Linked DNA regions of Mus musculus: region 2 is linked to region 1. The links are chromatin loops, found by intact Hi-C in ENCODE. Cell type or tissue: heart. All regions are shown on one strand.

The links. Hi-C counts contacts between places; a loop is a spot of excess contacts. Peaks named below come from ENCODE experiments on the same cell type or tissue, not always from the same donor. Only the 100,000 strongest peaks of a DNase experiment are listed, where the experiment ranks them.
Region 2: it touches region 1 in a loop (3-fold over the local background); 1 of 42 quality-filtered maps calls a loop at or near these places.

The regions. Positions count from the first base shown.
Region 1 is chr4:129,054,674-129,062,673 of GRCm38, forward strand. It overlaps Rnf19b (ring finger protein 19B), which reads left to right and starts at 3,471. Exons shown (of 9, transcript NM_029219.2): 1 at 3,471-4,223. The coding sequence starts at 3,598. It overlaps 1700086P04Rik (a long non-coding RNA gene), which reads right to left and starts at 3,480. Exons shown (of 2, transcript XR_868180.3): 1 at 3,115-3,480. In heart, no CTCF peak of the experiment used is centred here; DNase peaks (open chromatin) are centred at 3,418, 4,108 and 4,708; H3K4me3 peaks cover 2,901 bases; H3K27ac peaks cover 1,867 bases.
Region 2 is chr4:128,719,312-128,727,311 of GRCm38, forward strand. It overlaps Phc2 (polyhomeotic 2), which reads left to right. Exons shown (of 15, transcript NM_001195130.1): 8 at 3,598-3,989; 9 at 4,237-4,402. Gm33712 (a long non-coding RNA gene) reads right to left here. Exons shown (of 3, transcript XR_003955114.1): 1 at 7,948-8,000; 2 at 5,926-6,063; 3 at 1-2,442. Among named protein-coding and RNA genes, the nearest start is that of Gm33712, 4.2 kb to the right of the region's middle. In heart, no CTCF peak of the experiment used is centred here; DNase peaks (open chromatin) are centred at 3,940 and 4,990; H3K4me3 peaks cover 424 bases; H3K27ac peaks cover 3,787 bases.

The DNA of each region.
Region 1 (8,000 bases):
GAGGATTGCAGGCGTTGCATGGGTCCCTGGATGCAGCTGGTCTTTCTGCAGCTGGTCCTGGGGCCAAGCCGTCAAGGTACCAATGGTTCCCAGGGTTACTTGAGCCAAAACTCTGTCTTCAGACTTCCACTCTTTGTACCAGGTTTCTGTTCCTGGCACCTGATGGAGCCGTAATACAGAACTTTCCATTCTGGCCTGTTATTTCCTTTCAAATATTCTGTCCAGTCACGCCCGCTGCTCGCGCTTCCTCGGACTGAGTGTGCCTCTGTCTTTCCCACTACGTGTTTCCTTCTGGCTTCCTCTCTTTGGAATTTTCCTTTCCTCCCCTGACAGGTTTGTCCACTCTTACTCACTGAGAGCTTGCCCCGGGAGCTCTTCTGTGTGAAATCAGTCCCTAAGCCCCGAGCAAATTCTGGCACCAGGCTCACTCCACTGACCTGTCAGAGCCTTTGTGCGCGTGTCTTCGTCACCTAGTGTTCCAATGGCCTGCTTTCTTGTGTGTAACCCCCAGAAAACTGTGTGCTCCGTCTCTATTATGACTCCAGCTTTTGGCAAAGAGTTGTGTGAAGGAAAAAGAATGACTATTAACCAAATGAGTGAAAACCCATTTCCCCTCATGCCATCTACCTGAGTCACTACTTAGTCTCTAAAGGAGAAAGAGAAGGTGTGGGAGGAACTTGCCTTAGTCTCTTTGTTCACGGGTGATGATCCAGGAGAGAAAACCTTTGGGAAATGGGGCTGCTGCAAAGCCCAGGGGTGTTTAGAAGAGGTCCATTTTCTGCCCAAGTCCTGGGAGTGGCCCTGATGAACTGAGCCTGACTCTGTTTGGGAGTCTGTGCCCAGGACAGACAAACATTTGGACTTCCCAACAAGCTGGGATGCTTTTCATTCATTTTTTATACTCTCTTTCACATCTTTTTTCCTCTATCTTTCTTTCCCTCCTCCCTCTTTCCCTCACTCACTCGCTTTCTTGCTTCAACAGTCTCACGTAGTCCAGGCTGGCCTTGAACTTGGACTTCCCACTGCTGGGGGTTACAGGCATGCACCACTACCCACCAGACAGCAAACTAGAGTCTGACAGCTGCTCCTGTCAGTCGTGGCAGAAAGATTGTTGCCTGCGACACAGCCTACATTTTTCTCCTTTCTCCTACCTGCTCCAGCCTCTCTGGCAGTTGGACTGAGCCTGTGTGACCACTTCTGGCTAACAGTTCTGTGAGAAACTGAGGCGTTTAGTTGTTGATGAACAGCCTCCAGCCCTCTCTCTCTTGTTGGGGCAAACTGAATGTGGAGCTGAGCGTCTGGAGAATCTCTAAGTGTAAAAGAAAAGTTAACAACTGGGTGTGACAGCACGCAACTTTTATCCCAGCTTGTGGGAGGCAGAGGCAGGAGCATCTCTCTTAGATCAGGGCCAGACTGGTCCACACAGTGAGTTCCAGAACAGCCAGAAATTGCCATAGTGGGACACTTGTCTCAAAAAAAAAAAAGAATTTTTTAAGTAAGTAACTTAGCTTGGAGAAGGCAGGCCTTGACTCTCTGACAAACAGTTGATAAAAGCAACAGCAGCAGAGAGGGTTGATTTTGGCTCTCAGTTTGAGTGGACAGGCTGTCATGGAGGAGGAATCTTGGTCACAGGAGGTCCTGCTTACATTGTATCCATAGTCAGGAAGCAGAGAGAGAGAGCTGGTGTTCAGCTTCGTCCTCCTGTCGACTCAGTCCCAGAACCTCTGCCCATGGGACGGTGCCACTATTCACCTTCTTCATTTCAGCTACTGGGAAACCATTCTTACGGACACAAGCAGAGATGTGCCTTTGTGGTGATTCTAAATCCAACCAAATTGATAGCAAAGAGTAACCATCAAGGCAGGTTTCCACGGGTGGGGAAAATATGTCCTGCGTTAAAGCCATCGAGCTATTTAGAATATTTGTTAACACGACAGACAGAGCCTAGCCGAGTGTCATACAGACCCAGCAAGAGCTGGAGCTGGTGACGTGTTCACGGAAGTGTGTTTTAGCTATCTAGCATTAAACCTCTTTTCTTCTTAAGGAAAACTACCCTTCTGCCCTACACACACACACACACACACACACACACACACACACACACACACACACACAAAGTCCTGGTGTTGTCAATTCCAGCCGTCATATTTTTCTGTCCTTCTCTTTCTTGGGTTCTTGGCAGCATTTGTCACAATTGACGGCTGACCACTTCCTCTTGCAAACAAATTGTCTTGGCATCTATGACATCACACCTGCTTGATCATCTATGACATCATACCTTCTTAGGCCACTAGACCCTGTTCTTAGTTTTCATTACCGGACATTTCTTCCAATGGGCTTCGTTTGCTGTGTTGTTGTAATCTCAAAAGTTTAAAGAGTTGCGGATCTGGTTTTAAGTATTGGCCAGGAAAAAAAAATCAAACAACTTACTATGTTCACATATCTGTTCCTACATTGCACGATCCCCACCCCCATCTCCTTAAGGCATGCTAGACAAGTGAATCACTGTAAGCCTTCACTGCCATTCCTTATTAATAACAAGACACTGTTTTTATCTTTAAAGAAAGATGCATCAAGATGATTGTTTTAACCAATGAGATTCAAGCAAAACTGGGCAGAACTTCCTAAGCAGTCTTCTTAAAATAAGACATTTTTCTTCCCACCGTTTGGAATATGGCAGAATGAGGTGAGCTTAAGACAGAAGCTTGAACTGTCGATCTTCGGACATATTTTTCATGGAAAGAAAATTCTCTATCATAAGCCTCCCTCTCTCATTTCTCTAAGCCAAAATCTAATCCTGACCTGGCTTTGCTGCTGTTGAAGGTATTTGCTTTTCTCATCACCAAGCCTAAGGGTCTTTTGTTAGAGGAACTGGGGAAGGGGGACTGAAAGAAACCATTTCTAGAAGCGAAATTGTTGGGCCTCTTTCTACCAACAGTGACTAACCAGAGTACCTGAGAGATACAGCTTAGGAGTAAGTTCACTAGTTGACAGAAAACAGCAAATGCTAGAATGAAAACTCTGGACTCATTCTTGAAGATAGGGGAGCCTGCCTGTCTTATCTAGAAGTGCGGCTCACTTTGAGGATCTTCAATGAGTGACTATATTCCTTACCACTTAATGGCTAGCATCAACAGAAATGTTGGGCGGTGGATCGGCGGGAATCACTACCAGATCAACGCTCGTCTTCTTTTTACAGACGAAATGAAGGCATCCTCATTGAAAAGAAGACCCCTGACTCCTGGACAAGGAACGGAGGGTGGAGCCTGTGCAAAATATGGCTGCGCCGGACCACCTGACCGCAGAAGGCGGGGCTTCGCCGCAGCCTGCAGGCCCCGCCCTCCAGGCCCCGCCCAGCTCCTCTCGCGGGGCCGCGCGGGTTGTGAGGTGTCTGAGGCCGGCGCCTGCGCAGTTGCCCGCGGCGCGCGGGGCGGAGGCTTTATAACCACTTCGTAGCGGCTGGTCGGCTTCTGTCTCTGGGAGGACTGCCGAGGCGGTGGCGGCGGCGGCGGCGGCCGGGGCGCCGGCTGGGAGGGGGCGCTGAGGCGGGAGCTACGGCGGCGCTGGGCGCCCCTGGCTCCTCAGCCTCTGCGGGCCATGGGCTCCGAGAAGGACTCCGAGTCGCCGCGCTCCACCTCGCTCCATGCGGCCGCCCCCGACCCTAAGTGCCGCAGCGGCGGCCGGCGCCGGCGCCTCACCTTCCACAGCGTCTTCTCCGCCTCGGCCCGCGGCCGCCGCGCCCGGACCAAGCCTCAGGCCGAACCGCCGCCCCCGGCTGCGCCGCCGCCGCCGCCGCCGCCCGCTCCGGCCCCGGTTGAGGCTCAGGCCCCGCCGGTGGAAGCTCTGCCCTCCGAGCCCGCTGCCGAGGCTGAGGCGGAGGCCGTGGCTGCCGGGCCGGAGGAGGACGAGGCGGCGGAGGGCGGCGGCGCGGAGGAGGTGGAGTGCCCGCTGTGCCTGGTGCGCCTGCCGCCCGAGCGGGCCCCGCGCCTCCTCAGCTGCCCGCATCGCTCGTGCCGGGACTGCCTCCGCCACTACCTGCGCCTGGAGATCAGCGAGAGCCGCGTGCCCATCAGCTGCCCCGAGTGCAGCGAGCGGCTCAACCCACACGACATCCGTCTGCTGCTGGCCGACCCGCCGCTCATGCACAAGTACGAAGAGTTCATGCTGCGCCGGTACCTGGCCTCGGACCCCGACTGCCGCTGGTGTCCGGCCCCTGACTGCGGGTGAGCGCGGGGGCGTGGCCGCGGGGGTCGTCCCGGGTGCAACGGGTGTCACACACCTTGAGGGAGGAGAGGATGGTGCCCAGCAGGAGGTAGAGGACGGACGATCACGAGTAACCGACCCTCAGACCAGCCTTGCAACCGGTCTGATGGCACTCAGCACCCTATACCTACTTGCTTGAGGTGGCTTGAGGTGGTGGCTGAGTGCTAAGAGAAGGGAACTGTCCATTAAGTCAGAATATCCGGGTGAGCAGGGGTTTTTTTTGTTTTGTTTTGTTTTCTTTCTCTTTGCCCAGGAAGGGAGAGGTGTGTGTATGTGCGTGTTATCGTAATGATTGAGAAGGAATATTTGTTATAGGAGAGAGAATGAAAATGTCCTACTGAAGGGGCCGCGCTTCCGAGGGGTGTGTCCATATGGCTAGGGGCGCACTTAGCAGCAGCATTGCAGAAGGCGTGTTCTTCCACACAACCGCTGCTGAAAGTTGAGATGCAGATGATGAGAGAAGGCAGCTCACTAACAGCTCTAGGGGCACCCTGGGCACTGCGTGCTGTGCTAAGCCACTGGCAGGCACCTTGTGGTTCCTAACGTGCTGCCGAGGGCAAAGTCACAACAGACTTTTTGACCAGAAAAATCAATAGGGCTCAGAGGCGGTGTCTACCCAGAAGTTGATCTGGTGTGAGAAAATGTGTTTGCCTACCTTTTCAGTCTTGAAATCTGTATGACAGTCTTTTTAATGTTCCATGTATGCTTGATTTCAAAGGTCAGTGAGTTAAAATACTCTTTAGAGCAGGAATTACTGATTTCTCTGTCTGAAGCTTTCAGTGGAGGTCCTCCACCCCCTTTCTTTAAAACAAAACAAAACAAAAAACTTGGTTGTCTCTATCATTCCAATATATGAATGGTCAAATGCAGCCAAGAAGGGGCTCTTCAGTGTGATGGGGAGTCAGACTGCCATTACCTGTTCTGTGACCTTGGACAGATTAATTATATTCTTGTGTGTCATGTTTTGGGGGCAGAAGACTCTCGGGCACTTGCAGCGCCTAGTGTAAAGGTAATGCTAGTAAAAAGGTATGTGAACCCTTGCTTCAAAGGATTTAAAGGCTTTTAATTGTAGCCTGTGTATCAAGGCTGAGCTGAGATTCCAGGATGCTGCCATTTGTCTCCCCTTCAGAAGGAACTGTGTACTCAGAAGTGCCAGACTTGTTGGGAAGTGGGTGTGTTTAACCTCACTGAGTTTCTAAATTACTCGGAGATGTGGTCAAAGGTACCCAGATGGCTTTCACTTTCTGTTTATCGAATACCAGGAAGGGCCTCGTGGCCATCTGAAAAGGTCTGCTTGTGTCTGGTGGTCTTACTGGCTTTTGAGAGGTTAATTTATAGAATATTCAAGTTTTGCTGATACTCTTTTTAGTCTATTTTCTGAACCAAAGGGATAGTAGTTTAGGAAAGCACTACCTGATTAATTGCATAATAGTGTATTAACTCCTTATTTAGAAATGAGAGTTTATTTGAATTTTAACAATGAAATGTGACTTCCCTGATCATCTTTTGGGGAAAGCTCCCCAATTGGTTTTTTAAAGTCAACCTGTATCTTCACTCACATCAGCATAAATGGACAGAAATTAATATAAAAGCTTGACAAGAAATATAAAGAACCATGAGTGGTTTTTAGAGTTACTTGAGTCTTCTTAATTTAGCAGGATTTAGGGTGGGCTCATCCGATTCTGAGTTTGTGTGTGTGGTTTTGAGTTTTGTTTTTGTTGTTTTGAGATTCTGTCATATTCTGTTTTAATTAGTCAGACTAACAATTATATATGCACACTTTTTGTCAGTATCTATGTATTTAAAGAAAATAAAATTTAGGGAAAGAAAGCAAACCAGCACCGAGGTGCCTTTGTGCCAGGCATGCAGATTTTGATCTTCACAGCGATAGGACATTGATTTGATAGTTTTATAAATGAGGAAACTGGCATTTCATGAAATTAAATACTTTGTTCAGGGTGATACAACAACAAACTGGTAGGCAGTGAAGCAGACCAGTGTCGGAATAGTCTTACTTCCAAAGCCAATAATATTTTTCAACTCAAGTATTGGCTTGTCATCACAGTCCCCATTTTGGGCATGTTCTAGGAAGTGTGGCTTGGGAACAATACTGAGGCCCAGGGATGCTTGACTCCAGTTTCTCTTCCCATCCCTGTATTTAATAGTCTTACCTGCTTTATTTTTCTTATCTGACAGAAAAGCCTAATCCTGTCTTAAGACTTAAGAGGCTTAATTAATTAACTTTTATAAAGTGATTGTCAGTGGAAGGTGGTTAGATACACAAAGAGTCCCTCGGTAATTCATTTGCTTTCCAAATAATAGTCTGAGTTCCCCATGGACAGTTGTTCTGCCCCCTCTTCTTAATGCCAGAAGAAAAATAGGCTCTGTGATGTGTGTGTGTGTGTGTGTGTGTGTGTGTGTGTGTGTGTGTGTCTGTGTGTGTCTGTGTGTGTGGTGTATCTGGGAGCCTGTGGAGACCAGAGGTCAGTTTTGGCTGGCTATTAAGGCCCGGGGTGCCTCTTGTCTCTGCCTTCCCCAGCAACTCTAAGAAAGTGTTACAACTTCTGATTTTTTTTTTTTTTTTTGGTTTTGAGACTGGGTAGCCCTGGCTGTCCTAGAACTCACTCTGTAGCCCAGGCTGGCCTCAAACTCACAGGATCTGCCTGCCTCAGCCACATGAGTATTGTGATTAAAAGTGTGGCCTTCCATGCCTAGCTACAGCCTCTTATTTTGCTTTGTTGATGACCTTGAACTCTAATCCACCTACTTCTACCTGCTGAGTGATGAGCCTGCAGTCTGCCACTACTACCTGGGAATCAAATCTGGTGCTTTGTGGATGCCAGGCAAGCTTTCTGCCTGCTGAGTTATATTCCTAATCCTAATTTGGGTTTTCAGACAGTCTTGCTTATTTAGCAAAGACTGTCTCAAACTCTTGATCCTCCCGTCTCCACGTCCCCAATGCTGGATTATATGTGTGCATTACCATGTGTAGATTTTTTTTTCTTTTGGTGTTTGTCTTTCTTTCTTTTTTCCTTTCTTTTTTTTAAATATCCTATTCTTCTGGGTCTGGCAAAAATCTTGTGTAAGCATTAGAAAAGAGGCCCTAAACCTCATTTATCTCTTCCTACACCTGACCATGTTTATTGCCCACAGCGTCAGTCTTGGCAGCCAAATTGACCAAGTCTTCCCATGTATATATGTGTACATCTTCAGGCTAAGGGGTCATATAAGTGACCTCATAGAATTATGATCATTTTACTATGACTAAATTAATGAGAACACCATAAATTAAGAAATTTCTTTTTTTAAGTTTTTGTGGGTCAGAACAGAATTCTGATACTTCTTTTTTCATATGGCTTTATCAATGAGAGAACCAATTTCAGTAGAAAATAGACACAATATTATTTGATATGCCAAATACTGTAGCAACAAGTGTAATCTTAAAGTATACTTTCAAGTGAAATAAAATTAGCTTAAAATGCAAATAGCTTGCATTTTTTGTAGTTCTTTGCAGTGAGTCTTTAAAGTATTATCTCAGTGACACAGTAAATTCACTTTGGCCACACGCAGATAGGTGGTGGGAGGATAATTCTGTAAAGGAGAAACTAGTTCAAAGAAGTTTAAATGTGGAGTGACTGCTTCCTAGCTAGTAAGTAGTGCAGCTGATCAATTACCCCTTTGAATCTCTGCCTAAGTGTGTCCTTTCAGAAACCCACAAATGTTATAACTGCATTGTT
Region 2 (8,000 bases), 340 kb before region 1:
GTTCTGGCAAATGGAGAAAATGGGAACAAAGCCTGATCCAAAAACCCTGAAACCAGAGGTCACCGGACCCGAAGGAGCACATTGCAGCCAGTGGAAGCATTGAGGCTGGGGCCCCAAAGGCACACGGCAGCGTGCCATGCGATGGCACACGGAAGTCAGTTAAGGTCACTGAAGCTCCTCCAAGAAGGTGAAGGGCAAGGATGGGACAGGGGTTCCAGGGTGGGCCCAGAGAGAAGCAGCTTTGTGGGAGCAACAGATCCCACAAATGGAGCCCTACCTCGTTATCGTCCAGTCAATGAGCATTACTGACTGAGCGGCTACTGCATTCAAGTAGTTTCAGAGGAAACGAGCGGGTTGCATAAACTCTGCCCAGCAAGGAGAGTAGTGCTTTACTGAAATAACTACGACGTGGCAACATGCTCAACCCCATTTTAAAGATGGTGGCACAGAGATCCAGCGTTAACCAGTGCCACACAGCTGCTATGTGGCAGAGCTGGCCAGCATTCGGGCTGTGGCCTGGAACAAATGGCAGCGGTGCTGTAAAGGAAACAGCAAAGCTTGCTTGGTCAGATAAATCATTAAAAATAAAACATTACTTTATGCTACAAAGAGATACTGAGTCCCAGGGCTGTGGACAACCGGACAAAAGGGAGCCCTTGCTGCCTCTTGGTCAGGGGTTGTATCTGTGCACTGGGGCGATTCATTAGAACTCTGTCCGTAAGATGGATTACAGCAGGAAGAAACCAGAATCAGGAAGACTAAGTAGAAAGCTACTGCAATATGCTGAACAAAAGGATTTCTGACCCAGGATAATGCTGCAGTTAAACCGAGGTCTTTGCTTTTTATTAACCTCCAAAGATTAATGACACACACTTCCCCAAAACGCCTTTCCTGCTTTGATCTATGGGCTCACTCACCCTCAGGAGCTCCCCCTGGCTTGGGCAAGATATGGTATCATTTGGCTGTAACAATTGTAGCTGCACAGAAGTGCCACAGTTTGGAGCAAGAGTAGGAGGAGACTCACAGGCTGGGCAGGAGGCCAGCAGTCCCCGTCCCAGATCTCTTGGTGTGTTAGCTCTATAACACATTGCTGTCGTCATCAGCTGACTGAGAGAGACTGCGTCTCAGCTCACAGTTTTGTGGCTTCTCCTCCATTGTTGCTTGGCCTTGCTGCTTCAGGCCTGTGGCAAGGCCACATGTCCTGGTGGGAGCCCATGGCAAGATGAAAACCACACCCCTCGTGGCCAGGAGCTAAGTGTGTTCTTTGCCTCCTAACTGTACCCTTTATATCTTTTAGCATTAGAATTAGCATTTTTTTTCCTCTTCAACCTTGTTTTTTCACCTCATAAATCCTGAAATACTTTGTGCATGTGAATGTTCATGGGTGTGCACGTGCGTGCATGCATGAATATGTGTGTGCATGTGTGCAGGCCAGAGGTTGCTATCAGGTGTCTCTCTCAATCACTCTTCACTTTATATATTGAAACAAAAATCTCTCTTGTGAACCCCAAGTTCACAAGTTTGACTAATTCTCTAGCCAGCCTGCTCCAGGAACCCCCTGTTTCCACCTCCCAAGTGCTGGGATTATAGGTGGGCTGCTACACCCACCCCGCCCCTGGCATTATGTAAGCACCAGGGATCCAAACTCTGATTCTCATATTTACACAGTAAACAACCCTCCCCCCAATCTCCTTGCTGGGCTTCCCAACTACAAGACATCCTGAGTTTTAAAACAATTTTTCCAATGATTTCCACTAAGATTTAGAGCTGGAAGACATATATGACCTCCTAGACTAGATCTCTGCTGCACTGAAGCCCTGAAAGGAAGCAGCGGTTGTCTCCGGTCTCATAGCAGCAGGTGGTGGAGCAGTCATCCACTGATGCTCTTAGCTTTCCAGACCTGGCTGGTCTCCAGCTCTCCCTCAGAGGGCAGCCTCTAGAAGGTCTCTGGCCAGCATCTCATCTACTGGTTATTCTAGTGGCTGGAGCCTGGTGGCCCCCACAGGGCCCCTCAGTACCTCCCAGGTGTCTTACCAAGAGTTACCTTTGTGCCCGATGAACAGTTTTGTTTTTGGTTTGCTTTATTTGGTTGTTAAACTCTGAGCTGTCCAATGAGGGATTAGGAGACAGGGCTTAGGCTGCAGCCACTGTACAGTTTGTAATCCCCAAATGCCTGCTGGCGGTGTCTGTGGGGGCTCCTCCCTCCCCTCAAGACTAGCACACTCCCCCCTTAAATTCACACTGATCCCCAAGTTTCTCAATTCATCACTCATTGTCCTCACAAGACCGCGTCTTGCGGGCCTTCTGCACTCCATCTCCATGGGGGCCGGCCCCGGGCGAGCTTCATTCTCCTCACGCTTCCTGCTAGCTCTTCTTTCTGCTCCTTCTCTATTCCTGTTGGCAACCTGCATTCCATGTGGGGCTATGATGACAGCTAGAAACCTGCAATGTGAAGAGGTGAAACTGAAGGAAGGCCACGCCTCCCCTGACTCAGTTTGAAGCCTTTGTGGTTGCAGACAGACTCAGTCAGGTGCTTGGTAAATGTTAGCTTGCCCCCATAGTCTGTCTGTCCTTATGTGGCTGTACAGATCTGGTGTGAGTGTGCCACTGTGGCCCTCTATGTCTGGCTGGCGTACCTATTCACTCAGCTCGGTAGCTGTGAGAGTCACTGTGGAAGGGATCATCTCTCACAGGAGGACATACTCAGCTGACCTGCTGGCAGTCTGAGCTGGCCTGACCTGGATGCTCTCCAGGTACAGCATCTGCACTCAGAACTGGATTTCCTAGCTCATTATTACGTATCAGGCAAAAGCTAAAAACATACCAGGGACTACTAAAAGCTGTAAGAAAGAATCCAAGGGGTGGGGTGGGGGGTAGATGGCCCAGTCGGCGAAGTGCCAGCTATGCAAACATCAGGGCCTGATTTTGGATTCCCAGCATCCATTAAACACAAACGAACAAACAAAAACAAACCAGAACAGAAGATATGAAACAAACAAACAAACAAACAAACAAAACCAAGCAAACAAACAAAAAACAAACAAACCAAACAGGTGCTAGAGTTTGGATCTATAACCCCTGCCCTGAGGGACCAGAAATGGGCAGATTCCTGAATCTCAAAGACCTGGCAGCCCAGCCAGACTGACGACGTCCAGTGTCAGTGAGACACCCTGTCTCAAATCAATAGAGAGTGATAGACACCTAGCTAGGACCTCTGCCTCATCACACATGCAGACACACAAGCACATGTGCACACACGCACACACACATCCCAGATCATTACCTCAGAGAGCCAGCCTTGTTAAAATGGAAAGAAAACAGGCAACTTAGAGGAACTAATGTGTCCTCTTAGGTACTAGGTTGAGTTCTGGGTAAAGGAGACATGGTAGTTGCTAAGGTAAGGTTCCCCATCTGGAAAGGAAGATCTAACACAAGAGAAGCTTCCGAGCTCTGGCACTGGACAGACCAATCTCCATGTGAAAGATAACAGGGAGGAAAACAGGAGACCCTGGGAAACTGCCTTTGTGTGTGAAAGGGACCCGGCCGGCCGAGGAGGTTGACCACGCTGTCTAATCTGGCTTTTCTCTCTCCCTGCAGCTTATGCTCACCTGCAGTCACACCAGCTCCTCCCACAGCCGCCAGCGAAGCACCCACAGCCCCAGTTTGTGGCCCAACAGCAACCACAGCCACCACGACCTGCACCCCAAGTCCAGTCCCAACCCCAGCTTGCCTCAGTCTCCCCAAGCCTGGCCCTACAGTCCAGTCCAGAAGACCATGCCCTGCCTCTAGGCTCAGTGACACAGGCCCTGCCTCTCCAGTGCTCTACCACGCATGTCCACAAGCCAGGGAACAGCCAGCAGTGTCACCTTCCCACACTAGACACCGGGTCTCAGAATGGACATCCTGAGGGTGGGTCCCATCCCCCCCAGCGAAGGTTCCAGCACACCTCAGCTGTGATCTTACAGGTGCAGCCCGCTTCTCCAGTTACGGTAAGGAGGCTGGTATCAAGGCACTGGGGACAGTAGGGAGGGCCATGGCTCAGGTGGTGTCTGCACTCCTGACTCCAGGTACATCAGTGTAGGCTAAAAGTTGAATATCCCCAGGAAGAAGAAGGGTGCTCCCAGACTTAGAGATGACTGAATCTTTGCATCTTTGCCCGAGCTCCATGGAAACCAGGGTAGTGTCCGAGAACGCAGAGGTGGCTCACCAGACGTCTCTGTCCTGCCCCCTTGACAGCCCCAGCAGTGTGCTCCCGATGACTGGAAGGAAGTGGTGCCAGCGGAGAAGAGTGTGCCTGTGGCTCGGCCAGGCCCGTCCCCACACCAGCAAGCCATCATCCCTGCCATACCCGGTGGCTTGCCTGGACCCAAGAGTCCCAACATCCAGCAGTGCCCAGCTCACGGTATGGAGTGTTGGGGAAGGGAGGAAGTTGGCTTTGCCTGCCGCTTCCTGGCATCTTTTTCTCGGTGTCCAGGAGGGGAGGTAAACTGCCTTAAACCTAACGAAGCAACATGGCAGCTGCGTAGTTGGAAACAGAGAGGGGAAGTGAGGGCACGGGCCAGGGACAGAGGTGGCCCGGGACCTGGAAAAGCAGGAGGAGCAGAGCGGACCCTGCAGCTCTTTGGCCGTTGGTTGTGAATGCTGCGCATATGTGGGCCAGGCTGATAGCAGAGGTGTCAGAGGGACTGAGATTTAATTATGGCCAGAGGACTGAAGAGTCTCCAAGAGAGAAGGAAATGCCTGAGAGGAAAGCAGGCAGGGGCCTCAGCGTGAGCTCTGCTTGCCAGAAGCATCTCTGAGGGCACTGTGTTCATCTCTGGGGTCTCCATCTGTCTCTCTGAGTGACCAGTGACTTCCCACGGCCTGGGCTTCAGGGCACTCTGCAAGAGCACTCCACCCTGGCGGGAGAGTCACAGTGGTACCTCCGCCCTCCACCATCACGAGCCACTTGCTGGCCTTCCTCTCAGCTGGTCTGCGTAGTGTTCTTGGCCTAGATTTCAGAGTGACTGGAGCCAAGGGCTGCTGACAGCTCCAGGCACACTGTGAAGTGCATGCTGAGAGTGGGGCAGGGAGAGGCAAGAGGAAGGAAGCGAATCAGAGTGGGGGTGGGATCAAGGAAAAAGAAAGGAAGAGATACTGGAGAAAGGACTCTGACTAGGAAAAGAGAAGCGGGCATCCACTCCCTGTGCAGGCTCACAAGGAGGAAGAGTACTGAAAAGTAGGCCTGAGGCTGGGCCAAATGGTTTGGTCCAGCCAACATGACATGGCCAGAACATTTGCTGGGCATGTGCGAGACCCCGGGTTCTATCCCCAACCCTGAGGAAAGGGAAGTGGGGGTGGGGAACAACCCATTTCCTTATAGAATGCACTCTAATTATCAGAAAAGCCCTCTTCTAATTACACCAGAACCTGCTGTTCTGGAATTTGGCCATCATTGGTTACCAGTCCATCTCAGTGCTTCTAGAGATCTGCCCTGACTTGGGCAGAGATGGGTCTAAGGACCTGAGAGTCCTTTGATTTCCTTTTCTTTTCTTCGGTGACACGCCAGGTCCTCATGCCCACATTTCTAGCCATGCTTCTCTGTGTGCTAACTCCGCATTGATTCTCTTAAAATGGAACTCCCCCACTTAAGCTCACTAATTGCAAATATCAAAAGCTAGCGTCTCCATAAGGCAGGACTTAGGAAGAGGCAGGACTGTCCCCTAGGTACATTGGGGATGATCAGACACTGTGTGCTGAGAACCGTTCCTAACTCCTTCTCACCCATGCTGCCCTCCCCCGAGGGGAGCATCACCATCCTCTTCAGTCTACAGTGGGGACAAAAACCAAGATGGAGCAGCTTGGGGCTACAGAGCTGTGGGAGGGCAGCTCCCTGGCTCCAGCCCCAACCCCCCCCCCCCCCCGTGTGGCAGCTCCTTCACGCACCTTTATTGGGCCTTTTCAATCCAGCAGTGCCTAGCTCTTGGGGTAGTGGATTGTGCCAACCGGAAGCTGGGTTGTTATGCTGCTGGGCTGTTTCTCTGATAGGAGGTGCCGGCTCTCTAGGTCTCCTTGGTCTCCAACCTGTGCTATTAATATTTCGAAGCAAAGTACAATTACTTACTTCTGTCCGGTGATCGTGGGAATTTAGCCCACAGTTCCAGAGAATAATAATCGTTCATAAAGCTATCCTTGAACTTTCTCTGCCAGGCTTTATATAGATCTCTTCCCCGAATCCCAGTAATAGCCCTCGGGAGTCGGGGATTTTATTATCCTCCGTTTAAAGATGAGAAAACTAAGTTGCAGAGTCAGTGGTGGACCAGGAATCTCTTATGTCTGAATTCTGCCATTCATTATGTAAACTCCACTGCACAGTGTGGCTGTGGGTGCATTACAGGAATAAGCATTGCCCTGCTCTCTATTCTAAAACTTAGGAAAGAGCAGCATCCCAGTTCCTTCTGGAATATGTTTTCTTTTACCAACTTGCTGGTGGAGAGGAGCTGCCTAGGATCCACGCGGTGTTGCTAGGATGCTGGTGATCAATATGCTTTCTTCAAGCATAGTTATCCAAAACCCCCTAAATCAGCTGGGATGTGCCTTCCTTTTTCTAGTTGGTCCATAAGCAGTAAGAATAGCATGAGCATCCTGCTCTGGAGGGCCCCGTCTTCCAAGAGAACTCAGCTTTGTACAGTGGAGGCGATTAGCGGCCACCGGAGCCTTAGACACCTGCACGGATCATGCATTTGTGAATGCCCACTCCGGGGCAAAGCACTGTAGGATGGATGGTAAGGCCCTGAGGAATAAGGACTGGTCCCTATCATCACAGCTTAGAGTCTGCTGGAAAAGATGAGCACACGGGAAATTACAATGAAATCAATAATCTGATGAGTGCCACAGGAGGCTCCTGGGCAAGTGCTTTCCAGGTTACAGAGGGGAATGTAACTGCCAAGTGGAGATTAGCAGGCTACATCTCAGAGCGGAAGTGGCATTGCTACAAAGCAGGGGTTGGCAAGCCATAGCCCTCAGGCTATGCCTATTAACTCGCCAATGTTTGTACATTACAAATGCAATGATCAAAATAGTATTTCATGATGTGTGAAAAATACATGGGATTCAGATGTCAGCGTTCACAGTGAAGGTCTGTGGGAACACAGCCACGCTCACATATCCATTATGGCAGCTCTCAGATTCAGCAACAGTGTGCACTGGAAGAGCTGGGACACCCAGCTTAGGCTAGTTCCTTCCTATATGGCTCCTTTCTGAAGAAGTTTGCCAACTGCTGGTCTCTCGACCTTGAAGGATGGGTAAGACTTGGGCTTGTAAAGCCAGGGACAGAGCTTTCCTGGCAGGACAGTGGAAGTTAATTAAGGTGGAGGGCAGAAGAGTGGGCAAGGGCGTGACAGAAGGTGAGTATTTGGTTGCTTATCATCTTCCTATTGAAAACGAAATGTCAGTGTGTGAGAATGAGCAATGTGAATTTTACTGCAAAGAAGGTTTGAAAGTTTGGAAAGTAAAGGGGAAAGGAGAAATGGGGAACGAGGAAGAGAGAGAAGTAAGCCTGCAGGAAGTAGAAAAATGTGGACAAAGTGAAGTTGGGGGTGGGCAGCCTGGTAGAGGCCTGTATGAATGAAGATAATGAACAGATGGGAAAATACTGATACTAGAGAGCAGTCAGGAATTGAGTGATGGGAGTCACTGTGTCCATCCAACAGCTGTTTGAGGATGGTACTACTCTCGTGTCCCTGTACCCCCAGCGCTCCTAGCCTGCTTACTTCGGGAAGGTACTTCGCCAGGACAGTTCAAGCTACAACAGTGTGTTTGGGAAAGAAAACTAACATTTATTGGGCTCCCACTGTGCACCAGGCACTGCAAGCAATTTGTAAATCAGTTAACCCTCACATTAAACCTGGCGGTAGGGATTACGCCTTTTATGGAGGTAGGACTGGGTCCCTTTGGTCATTACTTCACCTCTGATCCTCGCTCCCAGTGGGGAGGATAATGATCACTTGGAGGGTTATTGT